Regions from separate parts of the Homo sapiens genome. Here region 2 is linked to region 1. A link is a contact called in ENCODE Hi-C data. All regions are on one chromosome and are shown on one strand. Each heading gives the region's core, a stretch centred on a gene start or an enhancer-like site at or near the end of the contact. The rest is flanking DNA. Distances are from core to core; before and after follow the strand shown.

Evidence for each region. A loop is a pair of places that touch in the nucleus more often than their neighbours do. Pooled maps may share reads with other maps.
Region 2: a map of ascending aorta shows a loop between it and region 1 (7-fold over the local background). The contact joins the promoter of OTUD1 here to the enhancer-like site in region 1. A Hi-C loop is called at or near these places in 2 of 168 maps with a recorded cell type or tissue (aorta and ascending aorta) and 3 of 50 pooled maps.

The regions. Positions count from the first base shown.
Region 1 is chr10:21,330,535-21,336,738 of GRCh38, forward strand. No RefSeq gene overlaps it. Among named protein-coding and RNA genes, the nearest start is that of LINC02643, 39 kb to the right of the region's middle. RefSeq lists an enhancer at 6,072-6,204. Within about 2 kb of position 4,652, at least 15 of the 41 ENCODE cell types and tissues checked have a DNase peak (open chromatin) inside an H3K27ac peak, as active enhancers do; they include ascending aorta, where a contact is called at or near this core.
Region 2 is chr10:23,435,803-23,441,922 of GRCh38, forward strand. It overlaps OTUD1 (OTU deubiquitinase 1), which reads left to right and starts at 3,273. Exons shown (of 1, transcript NM_001145373.3): 1 at 3,273-6,120. The coding sequence starts at 3,656. The coding sequence ends at 5,101. RefSeq lists silencers at 3,002-3,591, 3,642-3,981, 4,122-4,491.

The sequences.
Region 1 (6,204 bases), core at 3,402-5,901:
AAAGAAACTCAATCAGGAGATCATTTTCACAGTGATGAATCAAATTGATAAAAATCTCCTCACAGCCTGCTGGAAGACAGGAACAAAAATTCCTCGTGTCATTTTAAAAAGTATAAACCTTGTGTGTTGTCAGACCACATCCCTTGTACAGAAAGTCTACAGGTTTGGTATTAGGCAGGACTCCCCAGGAAAGGGATCAGGATGAGGGATTAGCAATAGGAAATTTGGCATCGGGTAAGGGAATATTCCGGAAAAACGTCAGTGCCTAACTTCCTTCCCCACATGCTCAAGGAGTGTACATCCACAACACAGCCCTAAGCTTTAAGGATGTGAACTCGTTTAACCTACCAGATAGGTAAACACACTTGAAGTCTGCCTTTGAAAACTCATGCTAAAGGGAATGGATTCTGCAAATTCATTACTTTTTTTTTTTTTTTTTTTTTTGAGACGGAGTCTGGTCCTGTTGCCCAGGCTGGAGTCCAGTGGTGCGATCTAGGCTCACTGCAACCTTCACCTCCCGTGTTCAAATAATTCTCCTGCCTCACCCTCCTGAGTAGCTGGGATTACAGGCATGCATCACCACGTCCAGCTAATTTTTGTATTTTTAGTAGAGAAGGGGTTTCACCATGTTGGTCAGGCTGATTTTGAACTCCTGAACTCGTGATCTGCCTGCCTTGGCATCCCAAAGTGCTGGGATTACAGGCATGAGCCACCACACCGGGCCAAATTCATTACTTTTAATGGCAAAAACTGCAATTGCTTTTTCTCCAGCCTAAATAAAAAATTCTATATAAAAATTGTGCTCTATTGGGGCCAGGCACGGTGGCTCACGCCTGTAATCCCAGCACTTTGGGAGGCCAAGGTAGGCAGATCACGAGGTCAGGAGATCAAGACCATCCTGGCTAACACGGTGAAACCCCATCTCTACTAAAAATAAAAAAAATTAAAAAAAAATTAGCCGGGCGTAGTGGCGGGCGCCTGTAGTCCCAGCTACTCCGGAGGCTGAGGCAGGAGAATGGCATGAACCCAGGAGGCGGAGCTTGCAGTGAGCCAAGATCGCACCACTGCACTCCAGCCTAGGCGACAGAGCGAGACTCCATCTTAAAAAAAAAAAAAAAAAAAAAAAAAAATGGGCTCTATTTACTCTGGTGTACACAAAATAAATATTACCTTTTTTTCTTTTCTTTTCTTTTTGAGACAGAGTCTCCCTCTGTCACCCAGGCTGAAGTGCAGTGGCACAATCTTGGCTCACTGCACTCTCCATCTCGTGGGCTCAAGTGATTTTTCCTGCCTCAGCCTCCCGAGTAGCTGGGATTACAGACATATGCCACCACGCCTGGCTAATTTTTGTATTTTTAGTAGAGACAGTGTTTCACCATGTTGGCCAGGCTGGTCTCGAACTCCTGACCTCAGGTGATCTGCTCGCCTCAGCCCCCATGTGGGGGCTGTAAGATTACAAGCATGAGACGCCGCATCCGGCAACATTATCTTTTATTTTTTGTATTTTTAAGATGTAGTCAGTTTGCAAAATACTACATCATTTGGCCAGAAAACTAATTCTCATGCTTCTCTCTTCCTTCTCAAATTACACTATTTTCATAACAGGTCAAAAATAGTTTTAAGGGCCGGGCACAGTGGCTTACGCCTTTAATCCCAGCATTTTGGGAGGCCGAGGTGGGCGGATCACCTGAGGCCGGGAGTTCAAGACCAGCCTGACCAACATGGAGAAACCCCCGTCTCTACTAAAAATACAAAAAATTAGCCAGGCGTGGTGGCTCATGCCTGTAATCCCAGCTACTCAGGAGGCTGAGGCAGGAGAATCACTTGAACCGGGAAGGCGGAGATTGTGGTGAGTCGAAATCGCGCCATTGCACTCTAGCCAGGGCAACAAGAGCAAAACACGGTCTCAAAAAATATAAAATAAAATAATAGTTTTAAGAATGGTCAGGCGTTGGCATTTCCTTTCTAATAATGGGTAGAAGTTTGTTATGAATCATAATTAGTGATGTTACTTGATCTCATTCTGATGTTAATTCAAAGTTGCCCTGTTCAAGAAGGCAGTGTGCTGGTGTGCAGGGATCACATATCTGTGATTAATCCGGCTGAGTGCTAGAGCTGCAATTGTTTCTTCGTGTAGCTGCAGATAAAATAACAGTCTTGGCCGGGCCCGGTGGCTCACGCTTGTAATCCCAGCACTTTGGGAGACCAAGGTGGGCAGATCATGAGGTCAGGAGTTCAAGACCTGCCTGGCCAACACAGTGCAACCCCATCTCTACTAAAAACACAAAAATTAGCCAGGCACAGTGGCACGTGCCTGTAATCCCAGCTACTCAGGAGGCTGAGGCAGGAGAATCACTTGAACCCAGGAGGCAGAGGTTGCAGTGAGCTGAGATCTTGCCACTGCACTCCAGCCTCGGCAACAGGAGGAGACTCTGCCTCCAAAAAAAAAAAAAAAAAAAAACAAAAGTCTTTGTCAATGAAAGAAGCATAACCCCTGAGTGCCTGGACCAGTGGATAATTACATAGGAAGTGATAATGGGAGGTAAGAACCCTTTTGCTCTGTCAGTGAGAAGATCCAGTAGAAAATCAAGGAGGACCCGAGAAACTTTGTACTGAAAGGAAAAATAAAAAGTCTCTCCTTGGCTGCGCACAGTGGCTCAGGCCCATAATCTCAACACTCTGGGAGGCTGAGGAGGGAGGATCATTTGAGCCCAAGAGTTCGAGACCGGCCTGGGCAACATAGGAAGATCCCCATTTCTACCAAAAAAAAATTAGGTGGGCATGGTGGTGCACACCTGTAGTTCCAGCTACAAATTTTTTGTACTTGGAGGCTGAGGTGGGAGGATCCTTTGAGCCCAGGAGTTGGAGACCAGCCTGGACAACATAAGGAGACCCCCAGCTTTACAAAAAAATTAGCTGGGTGTGGTGAGATGCATCTGTAGTCCTAGCTTCTTGGGAGGCTGAAGTGGGAGGATCACTTGAGCCCAGGAGGTTGAGGCTGCAGAGGCTCATACCACTGCACTCCAGCCTGGGTGACAGAGTGAGACCCTATCTCAAAAAACAAAACAAACAAATCATCAAGTTGCATTCCTTAATATATACCAGTTTTATTAGTCAATTATACCTCAATAAAGCTGGGAGGAAAAAATAACTAGTTTAAAAGCTATATCAACTAATGATGGGTAGCAGACAAAAAGCCCCATTAATACAAAATGTAAGGGGAGTTATACCATGATTTTGCCTTTTCTTTTTTTTTTCTTTTTGAGACAGAGTCTCACCCTGTCGCCCAGGCTGGAATGCAGTGGCACGATCTTGGCTCAATGCAACCTCTGCCTCCAGGGTTCAAGTGATTCTCCTCCCTCAGCCTCTTGAGTAGCTGGGACTACAGGCGCACGCCACCACACCCTGCTAATTTTTGTATTTTTAGTACAGATAGGGTTTCACCATGTTGGCCAGGCTGGGATTTTGCCTTTTCTACATACCAGAACTACATACCAGAATCATGACTATATTCATTACATAGAATTACCCCAATTCAAGAATCTGTTTTAAAAACAATATCTGGCCAGGCACGGTGGCTCACGCCTGTAATCCCAGCACTTTGGGAGGCTAAGGCGGGTGGATCACTTAAGGCCCGTAGTTTGAGACCAGCCTGGCCAACATGGTAAAACCCTGCCTCTAAATACAAAAATACAAAAAAATTAGCTGGGTGTGGTGGCACAAGCCTGTAGTCCTAGCTACTCAGGAGGCTGAGGCAGGAGAATTGCTTGAACCTGGGAGGCAGAGGTTGCAGTAAGCCAAGATGGCGCCGCTGTGCTCCAGCCTGGGTGACAGAGCAAGACTCAGACTCAAAAAATAAAAAAAAAAATAAAAACAACATCCAATTGCATTTTGTAACCAACAACATAACGAAGATAGCCAAAGTGTCACCAATATTAAATAGATTTTCATAAGCCTTGGATATAAGATGGTCCACTCCAAAATCAACTCATAATGGATTACAGAGATACACAAGGTCGCCCCAAAACAATGATTCTCAAATTTTTTGTACATTAAATTCAACTGGCATGTTGGCTTAAAATTCACATTGGGATTCCCAGCCCCCAGCCCCAGAGACACTCATTCAGATCAACAGAAATGAGATCTAGGAATCTGCCTTTTTTTTTTTTTTTTTAGACAAAGTTTTGCTCTTGTTGCCCAGGCTGGAGTGCAGTGGCGTGATCTTGGCTCACCACAACCTCCACCTCCCAGGTTGAAGCGATTCTCCTGCCTCAGGCTCCCGAGTAGCTGGGATTACAAGCATGCGCCGCCACGCCTGGCTAATTTTGTATTTTTAGTAGAGTCGGGGTTTCTCCATGTTGGTCAGGCTGGTCTCGAACTCCCAACCTCAGGTGATCCACCCGCTTCGGCTTCCCAAAATGCTGGGATTACAGGCGTGAGCCACTGCACCCGGCCTGCATTTTTAACCAACACACATACTCAAGCATGTGTGTGATTCTGCTGCATGTGTTCAAAAGCTCACCCTTTGAGAAACACTGCCCTAAAATGATGCGATGATTTCCAGAACTCCAAGCTTGAATTAACCAGACCGTCTGCATTCGTAAGCCTGTGGTGAGTCATAGAAACTTTTTTTAAAAAGTAGAATGTCAGAGGCAAATGTTGGCAGTGGCCCCTCAGCCCAGGCCAAGGGAGGGCGGGTCCTGATCTAATCTAACAACAACTCACTCTGCCTAGGCAAGATGACAGGGATCTTCCGCTGTGCAGGTGGACATAGCAGATCATCTTACTCTGGCATCATTAACATTTGTATTAGAAAACCAGCTCCCCTAGTTCTGATTTCTGAGGTCCCTAAGCAGCTTCTTCTTGTAGAATTTGACTTCCCATGTAGCCTGCCTTTGCTGTTGGTCAAAAGTTGCCAGTATTCGGTCCCCCTCAGCCCTTTTAGTCATGAGAAATTGGCAGGAACTTTGGTTTATCCATCATTCCCTGAGTTTGCTTCATATTACTCCAGCCATGAGAAACACTCCACTCTCCACAATCCATGGGTTGATAAATGAGGATTTTGTGCCTCTGAGGCTAAGGACCACACTCTCGACGCTAAAAAAAAAAAAAAAAAAAAAAAAAAAAAAATTCTCCAAGGAGACGATATTATAAATTCATAGACTGCCTGACAACACCCAGTGAAGACCCTCCTGTTGGAACCTCCTCACCAAGAAGTTGTGACTTTTCTTTTTTTTTTTTTTTGAGATGGAGTCTCGCTCTTGTTGCCCAGCCTTGATTGCAATGGTGCGATCTCATCTCACTGCAGCCTCCGACTCCAGGGTTCAAGCAATTCTCCTGCCTCAGCTTCCCAAGTAGCTGGGATTACAGCTGCCCGCCAGCATGCCCAGCAAATTTTTGTATTTTTTTTTTAGTAGAGATGAGGTTTCACCATTTTGGCCAGGCTGGTCTCAAACTCCTGACCTCAAGAGATACACCTGCCTCATCCTCCCAAAGTGCTGGGATTACAGGTGTGAGCCACTGCACCTGGCTGATTTTTTCTTTTTTTTTTTTTTTAATACAAAGTCTCACTCTGTCCACCAGGCTGGAGTGCAGTGGCGTGTTCTCAGCTCACTGCAGCCTCAACTTCCCAGGCTCACGTGATTCTCCCACCTCGACCTCCCAAGTAGCTGGGACTACAGGTGCTTGCCACAGCACCTGGCTAATGATTACATTTTTGGTAGAGATGGGGTCTCAGACTCCTGGCTTCAAGCATTCCTCCTGCCTCTGTTGGGAGCAATTTATCCATTCTTTGTAAAGGGCCTCCATGTCATTTACAATAACCTATCATCAAGGACCCAAAGCTGGTGCTTATATGAGTCTCCTGTCGCCTCTTATCAGAGCCCGATTAAGGGACAGGCTAGACAGAAAGATGAGAGAAGGACAAATGTCAGGCTCTCACTTCAGCCTCTCTCCTCATTCAGGAACAGATGGAGCCCATGCCAGTGTGACCCAGGGCAGAGGTCAGGCAGCTGTTCTGTTTCGTGTGTCCCTGGTCTCCTGTGCCCCCTAGGGCTGGTGGAGCCTCAATGTCCTCCAACTCAGACATCTTCTCTGCTGTTTGTTCTGCAGCCAGCTGCATACCGCCTCCATGCGGGTGCCCCTCCCTAGCGGCTGCATTTGCCCGGGGGACCAGCAAGCTGTCACATGCCAAGGCAAAGAGGA
Region 2 (6,120 bases), core at 2,023-4,522, 2.1 Mb after region 1:
GAGGAACTGCTAAGCTGTTTAAAAAGTATCTGCGTCATTTTACAATCTCACAGGCAACGTATGAAGATTTTAACTTCACATTTTCTCCAACACTTGCTACTGTCTGTCTGTCTTTTCTTTTTTTTCCCTTGATACAGGGCCTCATTCTGTCACCCAGGCTAAAGTGCAATTGTGTGGTCATGGCTCTCTGCAACCTCAAACTCTTGAGCTCAAGCAATTATTCCCCCTCAGCCTTCCAGGAAGCTGGGACTACAGGCATGTGCCACCATGCCAGGCTAATTCTTTTATTTTTTATTTTTTGTAGAGACAGGGTCTTGCTATGTTGCCTCGGCTGCTCTTAAACTCCAGGGGTCAAGTGATCCTCCTGCCTCAGCTTCCCAAAGTACTGGGATTATATGCATGAGCCATGGCTCCTAGCCTAGGAATTGTTTTTTCTAGCTTAATTGGATGTATTTAATGTTTATCTAAAGACACAGGATTCAGCTTCTTTGCACAGTTTTTTTTAAAAAATCACATTTATAGTCTTCCCATGTTTTAATATACAGTATATAGCAAAAACGTTACAAGTTATTCTATGCTAAGTTTTGGGATCCTTCTGAGGAGCTTACAGTTGAGGAAGGGAAAACAGTCACGGAAACCATCAGAATAAAAACAACTCACTTCCTGAAAACTTATACTCTTCAATCGTTCTGATCATGTAGCAATTTTCATGCATATTAATTTTAATTACATAATTACATTATAGATAATTATTTGAACTCACGAGAAATCAGATTTGCCTCCCTAATCTCTTTGCTGTCACCTGCAAGGCCTTGTCTTCTCTTAGCTTCCAAGGGCCAAAAACAACATCCAGTTCCAAAGCTGCTATCATTTCTGCTTTGAAGGTTTCCTGAAGTACCACCTCCTCCAGGAAGCCTTTCCACATTGAGATACAGAGTGGACAAGGATTCCTACTGCCAATACACAGTCTTGCATAGTCCACTGCCCCCAGACAAACTAAAAAGATTTTTAAAAATGCATTCATATGTTAATGTTTCAAATCTTCACCTCTTTGTTTTTGTCTGCTGCTAACTTGGTACATCAGAGGTAGTGTGTCTTCTGTGGACCTAGTGTTTTGTTGTTGTTGTTGCTGTTTTCTGCATTTACCCCAACCTGTTAATATCTACTCTTGCTTTAGGGTTTAAATTCTAATATTTTCCTTATCTCCCTTCAGGCTCCAGTTATGCTAGTCCTGCCAGGCACGTGGTGGGTATGGTAAATATTATTTGGTGACGGCCTTGTTAACAGTCTTGTCTTCTGTTTCAGAACACCAGCTAATGAAAGAGTTAAGCGTGAAGTGCTTCATGCACAGAGCAACAGATGCTCAACAAATCAGTGATGAAATCCAAGGATGGTAATTTCCTTTTTCTAATTAGCCATGAGAGCTTCAAGCTCCCAATGGGGTAGTTACCAGAATTTGAAAAGTTAGACAGTCATTTACCTTCTTCTGAGTTAATTTACATAAGCGGCTGGAGTGACCTGAGCTGGGACCCTGCCAGTCATACTGCCCAAAGATAATTAAAAGCCCTGGCTAGGGTCAAGGGACCTGGATAGTAATCTTGGCTTCACCACTGTCTGACAAACCTTGGAAACTCGCTTTCCATCTACTCATTCACTTAGTAAATATTAATTAGGTCCAATTATGTGCCAAGCACGGTGTTAGGGGATGGAAATATAAGAGCAAGACCCAAGTCTCTCAATTCCTGGAATTCACATTCCACCGGAAAGGTGGGGACCGGAGTACAGCCTACATCACCTACAGGTTCAGTCTCCCTATCTCTAAAATGTTAGGACAACCTCTGGGTTCAATTCGAATGTTTAGGCCCTGTTAATTTAGCATTTGATCACAGCTCAGAATATAGCAAAAGTCTCCCACTACCTCTGGCTTTCCCTTACAAAGGCGGGTATTACAAAAAGACTCGGTAGAAGTATTTTCTATAGTCTATCTTGCCCCGGAATGCAGGTCACGACTTTCTCCACCGCTTTTGACCTCTGGCTAGCATTCACACCTATTCTCAAAGGGCCCTAAGTGATACTGCATTTGGTATTCTGAGAAAGCTTGTTTATAAAAGCCTAAAAGGCTTCCTTGCTTTCCCCCAAGCCAGATATTTGCCAAATGGCATAGGTCAGAGGTGCAAAGTTGGTTTTGTCTTAGCAAGGCAAGAGAATCCACTAGCGGACTCACCCTTACCGGTGAGTCCAAGGAAATGCATAGAAAAGACACAGTGGTAAAACTAGCTGGGCACCTGTAATCCCTGCCCAAGGCAAGGCTGAGGAAGGGGGATCACTTGGGCCCTGGAGGTCGAGGTCGCAGTGGGACATGATGGCGCCACTGCACTCAGCCTGGAAGGCAGAGCAAGACCTTGCCTCAAAAAGAAAAAGAAAAAAAAAAAAAGGAAAAGACGCGGCGGTTCCACGAGTGGTGGCTAGGACCCATAATCCCAACACTTTAGGAGGTCGAGGCGGGAAACAGCTTGAGGCCAGTAGTTCGACACCAGACTGGGCAACTGTGGTGAGACCCTCGCCTTAAAAAAAAAGAAAGAAAGAAAGAAAGAAAATTAGCCGGGTGCGGTGGTGCACACCTGTGGTTTCCAGTTACTCTGGAGGTTGAGGCGGGAGGATCGCTTGAGCCCGGGAAGTCAAGGCTGCAGTGAGCTATGGACTGCGCCACTACACTCTAGCTTCGGAGACAGGTAAGACCCCCATCTCTAAAAAGATAAAAGAAAAGAGGCAGTAGTGAATGCAAGCAGGGATGGTAGCCCATGACCAGCAGAGGCCAAACAGACTTTAAGGCAGCATTCCGTTCTCCACACCCATGCCGGAAGCTTTCCTGCCACGCAAGCTTTCCGAGCATGCTAACTCGCCCCAAGCAGCTCCCATCCCGCAGCATCCACTGCAGCCGCTGAGGAGAGTGGCGCAGCGCAGAAACCAGTGCCCAGTGCCCAGGTGGGGGAAGCGGTCCGTGGGAGTCACGTGGGCGGGAGGCCCAGCCAGGATCCCAGGACTGCTCAGGCCTCCGCGCCCCCGGCCTCGCCCCGCCCGCGCGCGCTCGCGCGCCGAGGGCCACGCCCGTGACGTCGGCGGAGCGCGGTAGGGGGCGGGGCGCGGGCCGGAGTGGGCGGGGCGAGCAGGCGCGACTGAATCGGGCGCCGCAAAGAGCCGCGCATTCCAGTGAGTCCACGTGACGCGGCCGCGAGGCCTGAGGTAAACAACCGCGGCCCCGCCTCCCGGGCCTCCGCGCGCACCGCGCTCCTCCTCGCCGGCGGGACGCGCTCCAACGGGGCGGGCGGCTTCCTCCGTGAGTCCCCAGCGGCCGCCGCGGGCCGAAGCAGCTGCAGCGGGCGCGGCGCCCCGGGTCTGCGGGCCGAGCGCACCGGCAGGGGTCGAGCTCGCGTCCCGTCCCCGCCCCCCTGCGCTGTGGCGCAGCAGGAATTTGGCCGGGACCCGGGCGCTATTCGCGGCTGCTGACTCGCGGCGGCCGGCTGCCTTTCGCTCATCTCTATTCTGGGGCCGTTGGGTCACCGCGCTCCGCCGGCCCCCTCCCCCGGGCCCGGAGGGTGTGTCCCCCGCTCCGGGGCTCGCCGCGCCTATAAGGGGCCGAGCGGCGGGCAGGGACATGCAGCTCTACAGCAGCGTCTGCACCCACTACCCCGCCGGGGCCCCGGGTCCCACGGCCGCCGCCCCCGCGCCACCCGCCGCCGCTACCCCCTTCAAGGTCTCGCTGCAGCCCCCGGGAGCCGCCGGCGCCGCGCCCGAGCCCGAGACCGGTGAGTGCCAGCCCGCCGCGGCCGCCGAGCACCGGGAAGCCGCCGCTGTCCCCGCCGCCAAGATGCCCGCCTTCTCCTCCTGCTTCGAGGTGGTGTCCGGGGCCGCCGCGCCCGCCTCCGCCGCCGCCGGCCCGCCCGGCGCGTCCTGCAAGCCGCCGCTGCCGCCGCACTACACGTCCACCGCACAGATCACCGTGCGGGCCCTGGGCGCCGACAGGCTCCTGCTGCACGGGCCCGATCCCGTTCCCGGCGCCGCGGGCTCCGCCGCTGCCCCGCGCGGCCGCTGCCTCCTGCTCGCCCCGGCGCCCGCAGCCCCGGTCCCGCCGCGGCGGGGCTCCTCGGCCTGGCTCCTGGAGGAGCTGCTGCGGCCCGACTGCCCCGAGCCCGCGGGCTTGGACGCGACACGGGAGGGGCCCGATCGGAACTTCCGACTGAGCGAGCACCGCCAGGCCCTGGCCGCCGCCAAGCACCGAGGCCCCGCGGCGACCCCGGGGAGCCCCGATCCCGGCCCCGGTCCGTGGGGCGAAGAGCACTTGGCGGAGAGGGGCCCCAGGGGCTGGGAGAGGGGCGGCGATCGCTGCGACGCGCCCGGTGGGGACGCGGCGCGGAGGCCCGACCCAGAGGCCGAGGCACCCCCCGCCGGGAGCATCGAGGCCGCCCCGAGTAGTGCGGCGGAGCCGGTGATCGTCTCCAGGTCGGATCCCAGAGACGAGAAGCTGGCCCTATACCTGGCCGAGGTGGAGAAGCAGGACAAGTATCTGCGGCAGAGGAATAAGTACCGATTCCACATCATTCCAGACGGCAACTGCCTCTACCGAGCTGTCAGCAAGACGGTGTATGGGGACCAGAGCCTGCACCGGGAGTTGAGGGAGCAGACGGTGCACTACATCGCCGACCATCTCGACCACTTCAGCCCCCTGATTGAGGGCGACGTGGGGGAGTTTATCATCGCTGCTGCCCAAGACGGGGCATGGGCCGGGTACCCGGAGTTGCTGGCCATGGGGCAGATGCTGAATGTGAATATCCATTTAACTACTGGAGGGAGGCTGGAGAGTCCCACGGTGTCTACCATGATTCATTATTTGGGCCCAGAGGATTCCCTGAGGCCTAGTATTTGGCTCAGTTGGCTCAGTAACGGACACTATGATGCTGTATTTGATCACTCCTATCCTAACCCAGAGTACGACAACTGGTGCAAACAAACTCAAGTGCAAAGGAAACGCGACGAAGAACTTGCCAAATCTATGGCCATATCCTTGTCTAAAATGTATATTGAACAAAATGCATGCTCTTGAAATGTCTCAAAACCTTACACCCTGGGAATAATTGCATATATAACTTGTGTTTGGAGAATCACATGAACTTTAATCAGGGTAATAGCACTTTCAAACTTGCTAGTAGATTTTACTGTAGGTGTAATGCCTTAATCATCTTTTTGAATGTTTTCTCAGAGCTGGAGGTTGCTGGGCACCTAAATGATGTTTCATGATAGCTTTGGGTGATTTTACTGCTATTTATAATTTGCTGTATAAAGTGAGCATTACTTAATTTGCAAGCTGATTTCTCACAGTGTAAATTTGTTCATTCCTGGTAGTCTATTTTCTATAAAAATGTATTTTTGCACAACATTTTTAAAAACTGGTGTACCTTCATCTATGACGTGTTCCATTTTGACAAACAGCTTTCAGGCGTAAATCCAGAGAAGTGCTTTATATGAAATGTATTATTTTGAACAGAGTTTGTGATTTGGTAGTTATTTTATGTTGTTGAAATTTGAATTTCACAATTCTTAGATAATTATTTCAAATGGATATTGATGCATTCTTGTTACCAGATGTTTGGCCCATTCCATTTTGATGAAACAGAGCTGTTGTTTTGGAAGTCATTATTTTTCTAGAAATGGCGAATCTTTTAAAGAAAATTACTTAATGGAAGGTTGTGGGAAGGTGTTTTTTTGTGTTTTTTTTTTGGTTTTTGTTTTGTTTTTCCTCTTTTAAGGGATAGTAGCAGGTCTTACTTGAATGAAAGTCTGATATTTGCTGATGGCAGAATGATTATTCTGTACCCTGGTTGATGTGTAGAGTAGATTGTCTGGTGCTCTCAGTTGTTTTTATTTACATTTGTCACGTTGTTGTAAGAGAATGTTAACATGGTATAAAACTCTGTGACAAGATAAGCCTCCTGCTTTATATAACTTCTTGAATCCAGCTAAGAGATTTATAAACTAATGGCATAAATGTCTGGAGCCAACCTTGGCAGTTATAGCAGGAGAACACTGTCTTAATATTTCTTTACATTCTTTCAAAAGGCAAAA